Regions from separate parts of the Homo sapiens genome. Here regions 1 and 3 are each linked to region 2. A link is a contact called in ENCODE Hi-C or POLR2A ChIA-PET data. All regions are on one chromosome and are shown on one strand. Each heading gives the region's core, a stretch centred on a gene start or an enhancer-like site at or near the end of the contact. The rest is flanking DNA. Distances are from core to core; before and after follow the strand shown.

Region 1 (4,116 bases), core at 425-2,924, 4.7 Mb after region 2:
ATGGGCTTTATTCCATTTGAAAATAAGTTAAAACTCTGGCCTTTTTTGTACAGTAACTTGGCAGCTCTCAACAACCCTGCCCACACCCTCAAAACGAAGTTGTCAATCTTTAGGAAAACCCCAGAACTGGAAACAGATTTCTGTTAAAAAGGCAGGCTAGCTACAGATTGCTTTCAGATTGAACTGTAAGGAGGCAATGGAAATCAAACGGAAGCTATAAAAAGATTCACATAGGATCTACACAAACAGTAGGGGCCCTTTTAAAAAGAATTCTACGGGTAACACTCACTGAAAAGAAAGCCCTTATCTAGATGGGAAGGAGAGAGAGCTGCCTTTAACTCAATGCCTGACTTCAGCAAACAAAGAAATGTCATTTCCTAAATTAAAAAGTAACACCACCCCAGGGAATACCCAGATTTCAACCTTCCCACCCACAGTAACAAGCCATCAGCAATCAGAACCCTCCAGACCAGGATGAAGCTTGAACTTGGCTGCAAGATTACCATGAAGTTCTGGAACAAATTCTGAGCCCTAGGCCTTGAACCTGCTCTGAAAATTTCTCCTAAGGAAATTACATTTAAACTCGGGTCCTTCAAGACCTGGGACTCCCGGAATCAATTCTAAATCTATCCCAAGTGGGGTTCCGAGGGAAGGTCGTTGGAGGGGAGAGGGCCAAGGCGTGCATGCGTCTTGGGGTTTTTTTCCCCTTGCATAAGAGACACACCTTTCCCACTGAGATTTTATGTTCATCTGGGCTGGCTTGAGGTATATCCAATATCCTCTGACTTCCACGCTGTCTTCTGATGGGGATGGCAGTTAACAAGAATAGAGGCAAGGTCCCCACCCATCAGTGTATCCTAAATTTGCCTGATCATACATGTCACCAGGGATCAGCGTCTCCAGTCCCGCCCCACCTCCACTGACTTAATCTCCAGTGGGAGAGGCTGGGAATAGATTGTTTCAATAGGGAACCCAGACCCCAGACCCCATTTTTACCGGGTCCCAGCCACCCTCCGAGGAAGGTACTAGGATTATCCCATTTTGCAGATCAAAACTGAGACGTGGGTGGCGGTGGTTCAGTGGCTTGTCCACTGTCACGATCACACAGCTTGTGAGGGACAGAGGTGACTCCCATCCAGACATGCAAGTGCGTCCCCTGGCACCTGGGTACCCAGGGGCACCCACCCCCTTGGGGATCTCCGTTTTAGGGCTTGGTGCCCCCCGCCCCGAGTCCCACCCGGGAGCCCCCTCTGTCCCGGTCGGGGGATCTCCTCCCGCAGAAGCCCGATCTTCCCGATCCTGTCGCCGGCGGGAGTCAGGGTGGCGGCCACTGACAACGAAAGTGAAACAAAGCTGGTCGCCGGGCGCGCACCCCCGCCGGCCCCGCGCGGACCTCCCAGGCCGGACGCCCCCGCCGCGTCCAGCCCCCGCCCCACCCCGCCCAGCCCGCCCCGGGGTCGCCTCCCCCCTCCCCGGGGAGAACGGGCCAGGGCCCCGCCGGGCGGGAACGGGCGCGCCCGGCCCCACTCACCTCCGGCCTCCATGGAGGACGCGAGCGGCCCCCGCGGCAGGCGGCGGGCGCCTCAGCCCCCCGGGCCGCGGGCCCTCATGCCGCCCCCGCGCCGCCCGCCCCGGCCAGGCCGCCGCCGCCGCCCGGAGAGGCCATCAGCTGCTTCCCGTCACATGGCGGTGGGCGCGGGCGGAGACGCGCGGGGGCGGGGCGCAGGGGAAACGGAGGGGGGGTGCGGACGGGATAAAAACGGTGGGGGGCAGCTGAGGGAAAAGATGGAAAATCGGGGAGGCGGTACGCTGACGGGATAAAAGCTGAGGGGTTGCTCAGGGGAAACGGGGGCGGGGAAGACGCGCGAACCAGATAAAAATGGGGCAGGGGTGGGGGGAGCTGAGCGGAAACGGGGTGGGGCGCGAACGGGATAAAACCCAGGGGTTGTGCGGGGTCCTGAGGGGAACCAGCGCCGGATAAAAACGGGGAAGGGAGGGAGGTGAACAGAGCTGAGGGAAACCGGGAAAAGGGGAGCGATAGAAACCGGAGTAGGGGAAGCCGGGCTCAGGGGAAAAGGGGGTGTTGGAGAGTGGTAGAGCCGGGCTGAGAGAAAAACCAAGCAGGGGAAGCGGCGATCCGGGGAGAACGGAGAGAGGGAGACCGAGGGCTGTGGGGGTAAGGGGAACCAAAGGGGCTGAAGCGAAATCGAGGGGAGGGGCAGGTGAAAATGGAGCCATGCGAAGGCCGATGAGGGGGGAAACGGGTAAAAATGGGGGCGGGAGAAATAGGTTGGAGGGAATACTGGCCGAGAAGAAACCTGGGGAGAGCTGGGCTTAGGGGAAAATGGGGAGGGGGTGGAAGGAAGGTGTAATAACCGGGTGCTGGGGAGGACGTAAGAATTGGGGGGTGCGGCGAGGGTCAAGGCTAGGGTAAAACAAGGGGGGCTACTCAATGGCTCCGGTAATGGGAGAGGGAAGTGAGGAGAACACGGGGCGGTGGGGAGAGGAGGGCAGGGTGAAAACCGGAGTGGGGGTGGGAACGAGATAAAAAACGGGGCAGGAGCGATTCGGAAGAAGACTGTCCCCTTACCTACCTACGGCGACAGCCTCGCCTGTCCCCGTCCCCCTGAGAAACCTGCTCTCCCTGTCTACCCGCATAGCCTCAAGAAATGGCTCGCTTGGGTCAGACGCCCCCTTTTTAACATTCCAGGGCCAGGGCAGGAGTCATCATGGAGGCTTTTCATGCCTGAAAGACCCCATTTCTTAGTTGTCCGGTCCCCAGTAGTATCAGTGGCTTGGGGATTTCTTACTGAGCTCAGCTCATTGTCCCCAAAATGCCTCCCCTTACCCCCAACTCGAGCGCTTCCCTTTCCTGCTTTGGGCCCAAGCTCTTCCCGCGGTTCTTGGTGTCAGCTTCATTCAAGTCACTCTCCCGCCTCTCATTCCTTTCTCCCCGCCTTTCTTCGCTTCCCTCCAAGTGCCCTCTCCATTTGCCGGTCACTGGTCCCAGAGCTCCGGATCGCAGTGGTTCCATTTTAAATTTCTTTGCTTCCTAACGCAACCTATGTTTTCTACGGTAACTGAGGTTCCCGTGTTCTTTTTCACCATGGTCTCTCCGTTTTAATGTTTCGGGTTTTTTTACCCAGGCCCCTGTTTTATGAGCCCTGGGTACGTCCTTCCTGTGTCCCGTTTGGCCTCCTGGGTTACACTCCTGTTCACCCCGCTTGGCCGGTTTTTTTTTTTCTTTTCTTTGAACCTGCCGGTTTCTCAGTCTCCCCCTTTTCCGCTGGCTACCTGTCCCTTTCTCGCCGCCCATGTTAACTTTAGCATGCCCCGTTCTCTCTCTTCATTTTCCACTGGGTATTTTTTATGTTTCCCAATTTTAAAAACGGCCCAGCGCACCCCTTTTTTTGGGACTCCACTTTTATCTCTGGCACCAGTGTCGGCCTCCTCCACCTCTGCTCCCATTTAATCGCTAATTTCCTGCCTCCTGAGGACCCCCGTTTTATTGTCCAGGCTCCCCCCTCCCATTTTTCTCTTCTCTAATTTTCTGAGTCTCCATTTTTTGTCTCCCAAATTCCTTCGATTCCTGGAGTCTTACAGGCCTCGTTTTTATGTACACGTCATGGAAAAGAATAAAAGGGTAAGGTCGCGGGGCGCGATGGCTCATGCCTGTAATCCCAGCACTTTGGGAGGCCAAGGCGGGCAGATCACCTGAGGTCAGGAGTTCGAGACCAGCCTGGCCGATATGGCCAAACCCAATCTCTACTAAAAATACAAAAATTAGCTGGGTGTGGTGGCGGGCACCTGTAAACCCGGCTACTCGGGAGACTGAGGCAGGAGAATCACTTGAACCCAGGAGGTGGAGGTTGCAGTGAGCTGAGATCTTGCCATTGCACACCAGCCTGGGTGATGGAGGCTCCGTCTGGAGGAAAAAAAAAAAAAAAAAACAAAAAAGGCGGGGCTGAGGTGAGAAGAATATTGTTACCAATTTTTAAAAAGCTAGTAAAAAAAATTTTTTTTGGCAAGTTCGTTTTTCCAAGTCTTTCAATTTACTAACCAGGTCTCAATCAAGATCACAAAAGCACTTACTTAAAAATAGCTTTATTCCATTAT
Region 2 (4,207 bases), core at 1-2,500:
CCACCATGCCCAGCTAATTTTTGTATTTTTAACGGAGACGGGGTTTCGCCATGTTGGCCAGGCTGGTCTGGAACTCCTAGCCTCAAGTGATCTGCCGGCCTTGACCTCTCAAAGTGCTGGGACTACAGGCGTGAGCCACCACACCCAGCAGAGGAATTCCAGAACCTGCCCAAGGTCACACAGCAAGAGGGTCACAGAGCCCACAGCCCCTCCGACAGGGAACTTAAGGGCAAGAAGGAAGTTGAGTTGCTCAAAGACCGCGGGTTAGCAGTGGGGCCGGGCTGGTCACCACCATGTGCCTCTTCCCTCAAGACCAGGGCCAAAATGGCTTCAATATATTTCAAAGGAATTAAACTGGAAAAACAAAAGTCCTCAGCAAACTAAATTTCCTGTTTTGGCTTTTTCATGTGTTCTACGATGAGTATGTCTTATTTTTGCAATCAGGAAACCAAACCCCATAAAAACGTTTTTTTCTTTAAGTCTGCGCAGGTGTTTCTCAATGTACTGGCAGCCTGAGGGGAGGGAGAGGAGGTAGGGAGGGGAAGAGAGGTCAGAAAGGCGCCTGTCCCAGCCAGGTTCCTTACCTGTCCACGGAAGACACGGCCCTTCCTCTTCTATGGTTCTCCCGAACCCCTCCAACTGGAGTCCGAGTTACTCTATTTGGCACCAAGTTCAAACAGGACACCCCTGGTTTCAAATTCGTCTCGGCCACTTACTATCTGTGTGGCCTTAAGGAAGTCACTTCACCTCTCTGGGCCTCTTATTCCTCATGTGTGAAATGGACACAAATGCTGGCCGACGCGGTATACAATAAGAGCTCAATAAATGTTCGCGTCCCTGATGTCCCCAACACCTGAAGATCAGCATGCGTCTCGTCTCTCTTTGCTGCCGATTTATTTTACTGATTCACTAGTGAGCATTTATTGAGCGCCTTCTGTACGCGTGGGCCGATGCCCAGCGCTCGGATGGTCGCCGACCTGCTAAGGGACAGGGGCGGGAAATCGGGGCTGCGCTTCCCAGGAAAGAGACCTCAGGAACATCTCCGTGCTCCGTTTCCCGTCCGGACGGAGGCTGAGAAGTCGAACTCGGGGCGCCCGGGTCCTCCGGCCGTGCGGGGAGGCGGCTCTTTCTTACCTCGGGCCGGGCCTGGGACCAGCAAACTCCGAACCTCGACCTCGCAGGGCCTCGCAGCCTTCCAGGTCCCTGGCCGCCGGACCGACCTTGCGCCAGCGAAGCCGCCAGTCCGGGTGCCCCGCCTGCTGCAGCGTCCGGGCCCCTACTCTTCCCGTCCGGGCCCGCCCCGGCTCGCCCCGCCCCGGTCTCGGCCACGCCCTCAGGACACGCCCCCTCGGGGCTCGCCCCGCCCCTGCCCTTAAAGGTACAGCTCCCGGGGAGCTTCGTAGGGTCTTCCCACTCTCCACCGTCCTCTCCCTCCGCTTTGAAACTGAGATACAAGCCGATGGGTAAGGACTGCAGGAAGCCGGAGAGGGACATTTAGAGGGTGAAACTAGGAGGTTCATTTCCCGAGGGTAGAGGAACCAGAGGGTGTCAAGCTGCTCCTGGTAATGAATGGTGACAAAGAGGTTTGGGAAAATCCCAGGTGGAGAAAGCCCCACCCTGCCCAGGAAAGTTCTCGCGGTTTCACTGAAATCCTTCTGAGATCCTAATTGGGTTCAACATTCCCCTCTAGTAGCATAGCTTTTTTTTTTTAATTTAAATTTTAATTTTTTAAGCCAGGGTCTCACTCTATCGCCCAGGCTGGAATGCAGTAGCAGCTGTCACGGCTCACTAAAGCCTCGACCTCCGAGGCTCAAGCAATCCTCCCACCTCGGCCTCCCAAGTAGCTGGGACTGCAGGCAAGTGCCATCATGCCCGGCTAATTTTGTTCATTTTTTGTAAAATGTTCTTACTATGTTGGTCAAACTGGTCACGAACTCCTGGGCTTATATAATCCTCCCGCCTCAGCCTCCCACGTAGCTGAGACCACAGGTGTGTGCCACCAAACCAGGCTAGTTTTTAAAATTTTTTATAGAGACGAGGTCTCTATATGTTGCCCAAGTTGGTCTCAAACTCCTGGTCTCAAGCGATCCTTCTGCCTCTGCCTCCCAAAGTGTCAGAGCTGTGTAAACCAGAGCAACTCCATCTCGAGTGGGGCTGGGTAAAATGAGGCTGAGACCTACTGGGCTGCATTCCCAGACGGTTAAGGCATTCTAAGTCACAGGTTGAGATAGAAGGTGGGCACAAGATACAGGTTATCATAAAGACCTTGCTGATAAAACAGGTTGCAGTAAAGGAGCCAGCCCAAACCCACCAAAACCAAGATGGTGACAAGAATGACCTCTGGTTGTCCTCACTGCTGCACTCCCATCAGCGCCATGGCAGTTTACAAATGCCATGGCAACGTCAGGAAGTTACCCTATATGGTCTAAAAAGGGGAAACATAGATAATCCACCCCTTGTTTAGCATATCATCAAGAAATAACCATAAAAATGGGCAACCAGCAGCCCTCAGGGCTGTTCTGCCTATGGAGTAGCCATTCTTTTATTCCTTTACTTTCTCAATAAACTTGCTTTCACTTTACTCTATGGAATCACCCTGAATTCGTTCTTGCGCGAGATCCAAGAACCCTATCTTAGGGTCTGGATCAGGACCCCTTTCCTGTAACAAAAGTGCTTGGATTACAGGTGTGAGCCACCATGCCCACCTTTTTATCTAATATTTAAAATTTGTATTTAATTTTTTCCCTTTTCTTTTTGCTAATCTCTGTATTGTTCCAATTTTAGTATATGTGCTGCCGAAGGGGGCACATAGCATCGTTTTTAAAAGAAGGTGGCAAACAAATCAAGACCGAGGAGTTAGTGATCTGCTGATGGATGTACCAGTATCTCCCCCTATTTCCAGTTTCCCAGCCTCCTGGGGAAGCTCTGTTCATCCTGCCTTTTCTTCTGTTGGGGGGATGGGGGAATGGGAGGAGGCAGGCATGGGGCCTGGACCTGGGGTCCTTAAGGCTGGAGTGTGTCCTCCCAGGCCACTCCTGCCTGCAGCCCCACTTCTGCCATTAGCATGCATCTAGTCACCCCATCTCTTATCCTTACGGTAGGACCTGCTTCCTCGTCATGGGCAGGACCCAGGCCCAACGCCAAGCCTGGCATTCAAGGCCCTTCAGCATCCAGCCCTAGCACACCTTTCTGAAATCGTCTTTCACCCCTACCTCCACCTCCTGCCCAGTAGTGCTCCCTGTTCCCTGAACGTATCGGCCTCTTGCTCACAGCCACCTGCCTCTGCTCCTTCCGAGCCCCCTGCCCTGATGACACCCTATCTCTTTTCCACCTGACAAACTCTTACTCATGTTGTCAGGCTCAGCTCAGAGGTCACCGCCACTAGGGGGTCTTCCACCCTCCCCCCAACCCCTCCACATGGCCACAGGGCTCCCCACCTTCAGAGCACACCTCTAATTCCCACCTCTGGGCAGGTGACATTGTGATCTGGAGCATGATGTGTTTGGAATCGCAGAACATCAGGTTTCTGTAGGACCTTCTATAAACACTTAGAGCCTCTCTTTGAGCCTCAGTTTCCCCCTTGGTGAAATGGGAGTGATACTAGTACCAACCTCCTGAGGTCCTTCCAGATGTTTTTCCTTATCTTTTTTGAGACAGGGTCTCCTTCTGTCACCCAGGCTAGAATGCAGTGGTGTGATCTTGGCTCACTGCATCCTTGACCTCCTGGGCTCAAGCGATCCTCCCGCCTCAGCTTCCCAAGTAGCTGTGACTACAGTCGTGTGCCACCATGCCTGGCTCGTTTTGTTCATTTTTTGTAGAGACAGGGTGTCACTATGTTGCCCAGGCTGGTCCTGAACTCCTGGGCTCATGCAATCCCCCCACCTTGGCCTCCCAAATTGCTGTGATTACAGGCATGAGCCACCATGCCTAGCTGAAATAGGACACTGTGAAGAGCCCCAAACCCCATGCTGGATGCTGAGTCAACACTCCCTCAGTGGAAGGGTTTGTTGTCCCCATTAATTATTCCATTGTTGGCTGGGCGTGGTGGTTCGCACCTGTAATCCCAGCACTTTGGGAGGCTGAGGTGGGCAGATCACCCGAAGTCAGGAGTTCAACACCAGCCTGGCCAACATGGCAAAAACCCGTCTCTACTAAAAATACAAAAATTAGCCAGGCATGTGGCACAAGCCCACAATCTCAGTTACTT
Region 3 (4,568 bases), core at 1,346-3,845, 4.8 Mb after region 2:
GCCTGGCTAATTTTTATATTTTTAGTAGAGACAGGTTTCACCATGTTGTGCCACTGCATCCCAGCCTCGGCGACAGAGCAAGACTGTCTCAAAACAAACAAAAAATAAAGTGTGTATTTTTTGACCTAATTAATAAAAGTTCCCATGTAATAAAATTTTCCAAAAACAGTCTTTCAAGTTTTTAAAGATATATGTATAAGGAAGTTCATTTCAGTGATATTTGTAAAAGGAAAACAATGAACAAAACAGAGTACATCAAGAGGCTTGTTGAATAAATGATGGTGCATCTAGAGAAGTCATTAAAATGTTGAAGACTTTTTTTATTTTGCTTTATTTTTGTAGAGATAGGGTCTCACTCTGTCGCCCAGGCTGGAGTGCAGTGGCACAATCACGGCTCACTGCAGCCTCAAACTCCCAGGCTCAAGTGATCCTCCTGCCTCAGCCTTGGTAGTAGCTGTGACTACCGGCACATCCCTCCATACCGGGCTAATTTTTGTATTTTGTTGTAGAGATGGGGTTTCACCATGTTGTCCCGGCTGGTCTCAAACTCCTGGACTCAAGTGATCCTCCTGCCTCAGCCTCCCAAAGTGCTAGGATTAGAGGCCTCAGCAACCGCACCTGGCCTGACGACCTATTTTTGATATGACTATTTTATAATGGTAGGATATAATGCAATCTTTTGGTGAATAAACAACAAAATCATCTATACTCATATTATTTTTAAATAGGAAAGATATACCCTAAATGATTACTGACGTTTATAACAAAGTAGTGGGATAGAAGGGGATTTCTACTTCTTTGGGTTTTTTTCTTTGATTTTCTACAATGAACTCGTATTATTTCCTAGTAAGAATGTAAATCAAGAGACAACTTTTTATTCCATGGGAGGAATTATCAATGTCAAGAGTCAAAACAGATAAGAACTGTTAAATAGTGCTTATTGGCTGGGCGCGGTGGCTTATTGCCTGTAATCCCAGCAGTTTGGGAGGCTGAGGCAGGCGAATCATGAGGTCAGGAGTTCGAGACCAGCCTGGCCAACATGGTGAAACTCTGTCTCTACTAAAAATACAAAAATTAGCTGGGCGCGGTGCCGCCTGCCTGTAATCCCAGCTACTCGGGAGGCTGAGACAGGAGAATTGCTTGAACCCGGGAGGCAGAGGTTGCAGTGAGCTGAGATCACGCCACTGCACTCCAGCCTGGGCGACAGAGCAAGACTCCGTCTCAAAAAAAAAAAAAAAAAATAGTGCTTATCATATTCAGCAAAAAGCAAGCAGCTTGTGGTCACAGTAAGAGCAGTTTTGGTATGAATAAATATGGTTTAAAATTGTTTTTCAAAAAACAAACATAAAAAACCAAAACCCAAACATTTCTCAGGAATTTTGTGAGGACGAATTTTGTGTGTGGAGAAAACGGACAAATACATTTCCCCATATATTTAAATGCTCAAAAGTTCACTCAGGTGCTCTCACCAGGCAATTACTATGACAAGTGATCACGTGCGAAAATACAGAGAATCTGGCTCGTTTTAAAGTGCAGGAGAAAAGCAAGGCCTTACTGTTTCTGAATTTGCTGTGTGTGTGTGTGTGTGTGTGTGTGTGTGTGTGTGTGTGTATGAGAAGATGGGATCTGGCTCTGAAGCGCAGACAGGAGTGCAGTGGCAAGATCGTAGCTCACCGCGGCCTCAAACTCCTAGATTCAAGAAGTGATCGGCCGGGCGTGGTGGTTCACGCCTGTAATCCCAGCACTTTGAGAGGCCGAGGTCAGGAGATCAAGATCATCGTGGCTAACACGGTGAAATCCCGTCTCTACTAAAAATACAAAAAATTAGCCGGGCGTGGTGGCGGGCGCCTGTAGTCACAGCTACTCGGGAGGCTGAAGCAGGAGAATGGCGTGAACCCGGGAGGCGCAGCTTGCAGTGAGCCGAGATCACGCCACTGCACTCCAGCCTGGTCAACACAGAGAGACTCCGTCTCAAAAAAAAAAAAAAAAAAAAGTGATCCTCCCGCCCCAGCCTCCGGAGTAGCTAGGACTACAAGCATGCACCACTGTGTCTGGCTTTTTTCTTTTTTTCTTTTTTTTTAAGTTTTCTGTAAAGACGGGGTCTTGCTACCTTGTCCAGGATGGTCTCAAACTCCTGGGCTCAAGCGATCTTCCTGCTTTGGCCTCCCAAAGTGCTGGGAATACAGGCATGAGCCACCGCGACAGGCCATGTTGCTGAATTTGGAAAGTGGAGCAAAGAATCATGCAAAAAATTAAGAAAACCAAAACGCAACCAAGGCGAATTCAATTGCATTTTTTTTTCCCAGCGACACTTTCTGAGACACGAACCTCTCTCTTCGGCGAACCTATTCCAGGGCGCCCTTCATTTTCATTTCTTGAAACAACAGCCTTGCAGGCCGAGCCGCTGTTCCCGAGAACTCGGCAGCCACAGGGAGCAGGTTGCATGGACCCAGGAGCGCGAGAGGCCCTGCTCTGCCAGCTTCGGCCAATCAGAGGCCAGGGAGCGGTGGGCGTGACGTGGGGCGGTGCGCGGGGCTGGGCGGCGGCTGAGGCGCGTGCTCTCGCGTGGTCGCTGGGTCTGCGTCTTCCCGAGCCAGTGTGCTGAGCTCTCCGCGTCGCCTCTGTCGCCCGCGCCTGGCCTACCGCGGCACTCCCGGCTGCACGCTCTGCTTGGCCTCGCCATGCCGGTGGACCTCAGCAAGTGGTCCGGGCCCTTGAGCCTGCAAGAAGTGGACGAGCAGCCGCAGCACCCGCTGCATGTCACCTACGCCGGGGCGGCGGTGGACGAGCTGGGCAAAGTGCTGACGCCCACCCAGGTACACCGGGCGGCGGGCGTGCAGCGAGCGGCACGGCGCGGAGGCCTGTGCCGGCCTCCTGGGTGGGACCCAGCGGAGACAGGGCCAGGGGCGGTGGGGAGGTTCAGCCTGCGTGTGTCGAGGCCCCCCCAGGCCAGAGGTCCCGGGGTCCATGTCCCATGCCTGGGGGCCACCCCGAGCACCGGGAACCCGGCCTGTGGCGTGGCCAGGCAGGTTCGGCCTGCGGCAGAAATTCATTCACTTTTCCCGGGCTTCAGACCCAAGAGGGACCTAGGTTCGGAAACAGGCCGGATCCCCCTCTCCCCCCACAGGCCAGGGCGCTGGAGAGGGACGTCGCCGGGACAGAGTAGGCTGTGGCTGCCCGGACGCCCCCAGAGCTTCCCCTAGGGCCTCAGCATTTTAGGCCTGGTTTTGGAGGGCTGAAGCCTCACCCGAGAGCCTGTGACGCATTATGTAACTGGCGATGAGCGCGCCGGCCGATTTCTCCTTTGTTAAATGGGTCGAGAGCGTCCAGCCGGTACGCTGGAGGGCAACGGTTTAGTTTTGGTCTTTGACCTCCCACGCCCACGGCTGGGGCTGCCGAAAGTGAAGAAACTAGATTTGCAGACGCCACTGCTAGTTGGTTATGAAGCTCCGGGCAACAGCGTAAAATAAACTGCCCCGACCTTACATTGTTTTGGATGTTCACAGAATTTAATTTTTTTGGATGTTTAAATATGTAGTGCCCATCTAACACAGCCTCCCTTTTCCTGCTCCCTGCCCGCCTCTCATCACCTTGGCTTTCTCCTTTTCTTTGCACTTTGAAACGTACAGTTAATGCAGATTTCACTTCAGCAGGCTCCAGGTAACCTCCTGATCACCAAATCCAGAAACGCTGTGATTCCGGACAGACAATGTAAGGGTGTCGTTGAGAGGGGACTCAGTGCCAGGGTTGGAATCCCAGCCTTATCTGTTTCTCTTAATAGTGTGCTGGGATACTAGCCCCATGGTGTTGTTGGGACTGAAATAATATACAGCCTGGGCAACATAGCAAGACCCCAACTCTACAAAAAAAAATTGGCCAGGTGTGATGGTGTGAGCATGTAGTTCCCAGCTGCTCAGGAGGCTGAGGTGGGAGGATCGATCGATTGAGCGCTGGAGGTTGAGGCTACAGTGAGCCTTGATAGCGTCACTACACTCCGGCCTGAGTGACAGAAGGAGACCTGGTCTCAAATAAAATACATAACGTATATAAAACTCCAGCTCCTGGCTCTTACAGTCAATACAGGGTCATTGATTTTATTAAAAATCTATTCTGTTTTGTCTTTGGAGAGTCTGAGATCAAAGAAAGAGTATTGGTTTCTTCAGCATTTCTTGTTTTTGAGACAGAGTCTCACTCTGTCGCCCAGGCTGGAGTGCAGTGGGGTGATCTTGGCCGCCTGCAGCCTCTGCCTCCCCAGCTCAAGTGATCCTCCCACCTCAGCCTCCCGAGTAGCTGGGATTACAGATTCCCGCCACCATGCCCAGCTAATTTTTGTAGTTTTAGTAGAGGCAGGTTTCACCGTGTTGGCCAGGCTGGTCTCAAACCCCTGACCTCAAGTGATCCTCTCTCCTAGGCCTCCCAAAGTGCTGGGATTACAGGCGTGAGCCACCACACCCAGCCAGTTTCTTCAGCATTTCTGACTTTTTTACTGCAAACTGGTTCCTTCATACAGGTTAAGAATAGACCCACCAGCATTTCGTGGGATGGTCTTGATTCAGGGAAGCTCTACA

The links. Hi-C counts contacts between places; a loop is a spot of excess contacts on that map. ChIA-PET counts read pairs that join two places held with the same protein, here RNA polymerase II (POLR2A). Pooled maps may share reads with other maps.
Region 1: a loop to region 2 is called in a map of naive thymus-derived CD4-positive, alpha-beta T cell, with 22 times the contacts of the local background. The contact joins the promoter of WSB2 here to the promoter of SLC8B1 in region 2. A Hi-C loop is called at or near these places in 1 of 168 maps with a recorded cell type or tissue (naive thymus-derived CD4-positive, alpha-beta T cell). POLR2A ChIA-PET finds 5 or more read pairs at or near these places in 1 of 52 experiments (activated T-cell).
Region 3: a map of CD8-positive, alpha-beta T cell shows a loop between it and region 2 (5-fold over the local background). The contact joins the promoter of PEBP1 here to the promoter of SLC8B1 in region 2. A Hi-C loop is called at or near these places in 1 of 168 maps with a recorded cell type or tissue (CD8-positive, alpha-beta T cell) and 2 of 50 pooled maps. POLR2A ChIA-PET finds 5 or more read pairs at or near these places in 1 of 52 experiments (CD4-positive, alpha-beta memory T cell).

Annotation. Positions count from the first base shown.
Region 1 is chr12:118,059,505-118,063,620 of GRCh38, forward strand. It overlaps WSB2 (WD repeat and SOCS box containing 2), which reads right to left and starts at 1,675. Exons shown (of 9, transcript NM_018639.5): 1 at 1,532-1,675. The coding sequence starts at 1,544. LOC124903030 (a long non-coding RNA gene) reads left to right here and starts at 1,956. Exons shown (of 2, transcript XR_007063479.1): 1 at 1,956-2,176. VSIG10 (V-set and immunoglobulin domain containing 10) reads right to left here. Exons shown (of 9, transcript NM_019086.6): 9 at 4,089-4,116. RefSeq lists a silencer at 1,085-1,134.
Region 2 is chr12:113,333,859-113,338,065 of GRCh38, forward strand. SLC8B1 (solute carrier family 8 member B1) reads right to left here and starts at 1,251. Exons shown (of 16, transcript NM_001358345.2): 1 at 585-1,251. RefSeq lists a silencer at 1,172-1,461.
Region 3 is chr12:118,133,529-118,138,096 of GRCh38, forward strand. PEBP1 (phosphatidylethanolamine binding protein 1) reads left to right here and starts at 2,596. Exons shown (of 4, transcript NM_002567.4): 1 at 2,596-2,816; 2 at 4,511-4,568. The coding sequence starts at 2,682. It overlaps LOC101928274 (a long non-coding RNA gene), which reads right to left and starts at 2,464. Exons shown (of 4, transcript XR_945409.4): 1 at 2,329-2,464. RefSeq lists an enhancer at 2,391-2,891 and a silencer at 2,884-2,973.